Regions from separate parts of the Homo sapiens genome. Here region 2 is linked to region 1. Evidence: chromatin loops called from intact Hi-C (ENCODE). Cell type or tissue: PC-9. All regions are shown on one strand. Each heading gives the region's core, and the rest is flanking DNA. Links, peaks and the distances in the headings are about the cores only.

What was found. A loop is a pair of places that touch in the nucleus more often than their neighbours do. Peaks named below come from ENCODE experiments on the same cell type or tissue, not always from the same donor. Only the 100,000 strongest peaks of a DNase experiment are listed, where the experiment ranks them.
Region 2: a loop joins it to region 1, with 3 times the contacts of the local background. A loop is called at or near these places in 6 of 110 quality-filtered maps.

What each region holds. Positions count from the first base shown.
Region 1 is chr2:169,037,025-169,039,834 of GRCh38, forward strand. No RefSeq gene overlaps it. Among named protein-coding and RNA genes, the nearest start is that of ABCB11, 7.1 kb to the left of the region's middle. In PC-9, for the core only: no CTCF peak of the experiment used is centred there; a DNase peak (open chromatin) is centred at 1,607; H3K27ac peaks cover 2,071 bases.
Region 2 is chr2:169,091,014-169,093,823 of GRCh38, forward strand. DHRS9 (dehydrogenase/reductase 9) reads left to right here. Exons shown (of 5, transcript NM_001376924.1): 4 at 777-940. Among named protein-coding and RNA genes, the nearest start is that of DHRS9, 23 kb to the left of the region's middle. In PC-9, for the core only: no CTCF peak of the experiment used is centred there; DNase peaks (open chromatin) are centred at 438, 1,058 and 1,368; H3K4me3 peaks cover 709 bases; H3K27ac peaks cover 2,154 bases.

The sequences.
Region 1 (2,810 bases), core at 161-2,660:
TCAGCAATCTAGTTGCCTCATGAAATCAAGATTCAGTTCTCTATATGAGCTTTTCGATCTAAGTAAATGTTGTTATAAATGTCGTTAAACTAATATTTTTATCTTTGAAGGGGAAAAAAGGAAGGCAGACATATTATTTTTATTGTTATGTTTCATATGGCTGTTCATAACTTTCCAGTTCCACCCTTACTAACCCTGGGTGACTCCTCACGACTCCAGGAAACTTAGGTTGTGAAACACTGCTCTGAAGCCATAAGCTGTCTAGACCTGGGCCACTAATTCATTGCTTCTCACTGACTAGGCACACATTTGGGGGTGACAATTTTAAAAAACAATGATTAAGAACAGTTAACTACAGGGACCCTGAGTTTGGGCACCAAACCTCAAACTGAGGTAGGACAAAATGGCTCTAGGCTAGTGCTTTATACATAGTAACTTATTTATTCTCTTCAAGATAATAACTCATCTCTCCGGTTAATGAGAAAACTGAGATTCAGAGGTTAAATAATTTACTTGTCCAAAGATGCACGTGTGATAAGTAGGATTTAAGCCCAAGCCCACAGGGCTCCAAACATATACCCCCTCCACAAAGCCAAGTTGCTCCTTAAAGACCTTTGCCAATTGCCTTACTCTATCTTGTCTGACAGTCACTATTTGATGTTAGTACTTTCTTCCTTACTAACAAAACCCTAAGTTTGGAAAGAAACACATTCAGGGAAGGTGGGCTCCAGGCCTAGCCCCAGCTCCAAAGTCTAAATCAGTCATGGTCATTCCATTCCCCTACTCCTTTTGATAGAATGGAGTTAAGACATGTGACCCAGTTCTGTTCAGTGAAATATAAGAAGAAAATCTGTGGAGATCCTTCTGGGAAATTTTTTTTTTCTGACGAAAAGATGGCATTTTAACAAGAGAAGTTATTTTGCCCTTAGATTTTTTTTTCTGTTTTCAACACTCATGTGTGAGAATGTGATATCAAGAGATGCAGCAGCCATTTGGTGACCATGAGGTGGCATACCAAATAATGGAGAGCCACATGCTGAGAATGGCAGGATGGAGAGAGACAAAGAACCTGAGCCTTGGTGGTATGACTGAACCAGTGAACAAACCTTCTAACCAAAGACCTCCAGGTTTTATGCAATGCAAAATAATGAAGTCGTCATTACTGAGATGGTCTTTTATATGCCAATTGATATCTCTTACATTTCTAGATAGCTTCAGAAATTAAATTGCATTATTACTTTGCAAAAAGGTATAGACAAACGCACACACACACACAATTTCATATATTCTGAAGATTTTATTATAGGGAATTGAGAAAATGACACAAGAAAGGAAAAAAAAAAAAAAAGGAAGTCCAGCTAAGAAAACTGAGAAAAGGAAAGAACAGTACAACTAAGTGATTCTTCAATGACTCATCTCAAATCTTCATTCCGATGACTTCTCAAGGCTTCGCTGAGTGATCCCTCACCCAAATGATTATTGACTTCCCTCTCCTCCCTCACCCCAGATTTCTCATGTGTCACTGCCAATTCAAATTCATGGCTAAAGCACTAATCTCTTTCCACACCTCTACTTCCTGGAATCCTTTCTTGTTATCAGTCTTATATCTATGCCCAATTCAGCCAGCCATTGGGGTAATGAACTTTCCATTCTAGAACCACAGTCCAATTTGCCTGTTACCTCACTGAGAAGGCTCTGGGGCTCTGACAAACACTGCTGTGAGTTTCCTGAAACCTACTTTTTTTTTTTTTTTTTTTTTTTTTTTTAACTTTTATTTCAGGCTCAGGAGTACCTGTGCAGGCTTGTTATATAGGCAAACTCCTGTCATGAGGATTTGATGTACAGATTATTTCATGACCCAGGTACTAAGCCTAGTAACTCAATAGTTAATTTTTCTGCTCCTCTCCCTCCCCCCATCCTCCACCCTCCAATGGGCCCCCAGTGTCTGTTGTTCCCCTCTTTGTGTCCATGAGTTCTCATCATTTAGTTCACACTTACTGGAAACCTCCTTTGGCCACATTTTGACACTATGTCAGGAGAGGTTGGATCCTCCAACCCCTGCCGAGATCACTGCAGATACTTAGAGCCTGGATAAGATGATCAACAGTGCTTTAAATAGCTTATATTTTAAAAAGCTGTGCTGAATGTTTTGCAGGCCACTGAGGTGCGGACATGGTTTTATATCAGTGAGATCACAGGTGAGCAAGGTGTTATTGGCTATAATGTTTGAAAATCAGCCTTTAACATCTGATTATATTTGACTTCTTATTTGAGTGTCCTTGGACCATGTGTGATCAGACTGCTATGTGAATAAAATAAGATAATGTATAAATTTTCTATAACTTCTTCATGCATAAAATCCTATTAACATTGCTGATATTTCCTACTATACCCTAAATTCCCAAACATTCAAGTTTAAATTTTTCACTTTAAAATACTGGTAAAAATTCACAGCACTACTAAGTTTGACATCCTTCCTCATAACTTTCAATGTTGGTTGCTTTTTTTTTTTTTTTTTTTTTTTTTTTGAGACAAGGGTCTCACTCTGTCACCCAGGCTGGAGTGCAGTGGCCCAATCTGTGCTCCCTGCAGCCTTGACCTCCAAGGCTCAACCGATCCTCCCACCTCAGTCTCCCAGGTAACTGGGACTACAGGCATGCACCACCACACCTGGTTAATTTTTATATTTTTTGTAGAGACGGGGTTTTGCCATGTTGCCCAGGCTGGCCTCAAACTCCTGGGCTCAAGCAATCCACCCGCCTTGGCCTTCCAAAGTGCTGGGATTACAGGAGTGAGCCACTGGTTCTTAA
Region 2 (2,810 bases), core at 64-2,563, 54 kb after region 1:
GGCTAGGCTAAGCCATGATGTTTGACAGGTTAGGTATATTAGATGCATTTTTTGACATAGGATATTTTCAACTTACAATGAGTTTATCAGGATGTGACCCCACAGGAACATCTGTATATTGGTTTGCTTTAAAGAAAGGGGCACCATGATTCCTGTAAAACCTTGATGCCTAGGGAATGAGTAGGCTTTTAGTTTTCTGCTGCAGCATGATATAAAATAAAATAAAATAAAATAAAATAAAATAAAATAAAATAAAATAAAATAAAATAAAATAAAATAAAATAAAACTTGCTCAACAGCATAGGGAGCAGGTTAGTCACATCAGGGATTATCGTATTGTGTCCTTCAGCACATCCTCATTTGTGCTGCAATCTCCTTATGTTGCTAGAATGGAGGTGAACTTGTCCATCCAGGCTATCATTAGTTCATTTCACCATAAGGTGGTTTAAGTACTGATAAGAAACCTGTTCATAACCTGAATGTCCACTTAGTCAATGATGAGAGCGTGGAGAACACTCTAGGAAGAACAACAGTGGACTGGGGGTGGTGTCCACCCAGATCCCTTTCCTGTCCTGCCGTTAACTAGTCCTCACTTCACCACTCTGAACCTCAGTTTCCTCACTTGCAAAATGAAAGGGAGAGAGAATAAGATATTTCTTTCAAATGCACCCAAATCTGTGATTCCATGAAAAGATTCGTGAGAAAATAGTCACTCAAATAGCAAATATTTTCTAAACAAACCCGGATTAAACATCTTCAATGGGTTCTTTTCACAGACGGGACATGAAAGCTTTTGGTGTGCACGTCTCATGCATTGAACCAGGATTGTTCAAAACAAACTTGGCAGATCCAGTAAAGGTAATTGAAAAAAAACTCGCCATTTGGGAGCAGCTGTCTCCAGACATCAAACAACAATATGGAGAAGGTTACATTGAAAAAAGTGAGTTTCCGGGCGGTGCCAATGTCCTCTAGAATTCTTTGTCCTGAACAGCATGAAGGAGATTCAAATACAGATGAAATAACAAGGTTCTGAGTAATACCCCAATAAGGATCTTAACCATGGATCAGGGATCTCCTATTAATTTCAGTGTCATCTCTTGCTTCTGTTTATAAACATTTACTGAGCAATTACAAACTGCCAAGTTATCTGCTAAGTGTCTTATGAATTATATTATTTACTCCTCAAAAACTATTAGAGTAATGAGCAGAGGCTTGAGAAAGTGAAATGTCCTGCTCAAGATTACACAACACCTCCTAGTCATGCCTGGACCTGAGCCCAGGAAGGCAAGTCGAGCCACGGTCTTCACCTTTGCCATACCTCCTCTTTTCCTCAAGCACCAGCTGTACACTTGGCATTAAGGATTTATGGTGGTTACAAAAGATGGAAAAGGTTCAGCCTCTGACCTTTAGTTTACAACCTAGTTGACAACAAGAAGTAACCAAGCGAGAATGTAAAACAATGAAATAATGTAGCACACAATAAAATTAATCCTTTACTTCTTAGGTGTAATCTAACAGCCCAGAAATGGTGCTAGATGGTGTGGTTTCTAATTCCCCAGGGAATTTAGACCAGGAAAAGAGCATGGCTGGTTAAGCCCTAATGGGGCAGGTCAGGTTTGAATAAGAGGAAAGGACAGGAAATAATTACTTGGGTGGAAACTTTCTGGAGCAGGAACACATGGAGGAGAAGATGGAAGACACCAGGAGCCTTCCTGGTCAAGAGATTGAGTCAGAGATGGGAGAATAATAATAAAGATGACATAATGACAACTAACAAATAGTAAATATTTACTATGTACTTGTCACCATTCTAAGTGCTTTACAGGGACACTCATTTAAAATCCCCCAAAAAACTCTTATTATCGTCTTCATTTTATAGAAATAGAGGCATAGAGAATAACTTACCAAAATTGTACCACCAGTAAGTGGAAGAGCTAGATTTGGACCCAGGCAGCCTGACCGTGCCATTTATGCTTGGCCATGGCACTATAATGTGAACAAGGCATTAAGGACTTTGGTTACACTCCTGTTATCAGGCTTTCCCCTCCGCCACAAACTTCTTGGGTCGGTTAAAGTTTACTTGATATTCCTCAAGTACTCACTGACCTCCTGCTTTGAGTTGAGCAGGGTTCCACCTAACTATGGGTAGTTCTTTCCCTCCAAACTGTGCTCAGGCCTCTTAATCAGTGGACTTGGTAAGACTGTCAACTGTGGCAAGGTTCATGGTCAGGAGTTTTCAAGGCAGAGCTGAAAGCCAAGTCAGACCCACCTGGAGAGGTTTTTAAAATGACTGACTCCTCCAACCACCATTACCCTAAACACACACACACGCACACACACACACATGCACACACACAGAGGTACACACATTATCTATATATCAACTGAAATGTCTGGTCTTACAAACATCTTAGTGCTGACATGCCACTATAGGTTTAGAGCCACTGCCATCAAATACTCTACTTTTCAGTTCCTGACTCTGAAGGTTCTATGTAGGTTCCATCTAAGATGGAACTTAATACTTCAGAAACAAAACCCCTCATTTAAAAGAGCTTTCTCTGTTTGATATTGATACCGATACTTTTTAAATGCCTTTGAATATATCACTGACTTCCATCTCCAATTATTTTTGGCTTGGTTCCTGGTTCATGTGTTCTGTCTCAGAAATACCAAAAGGCATTGAGCTCAGTTTTACACTGGTTGTTCTCACTAGAGTTTTCAAGTCAGGACTTGGAGATCAGCCAAAGTCACGGTCCCAAAGTAGACCACAAATTGAAGGTCATCTTTTCTTAATTTCCCAAGCTGGGATA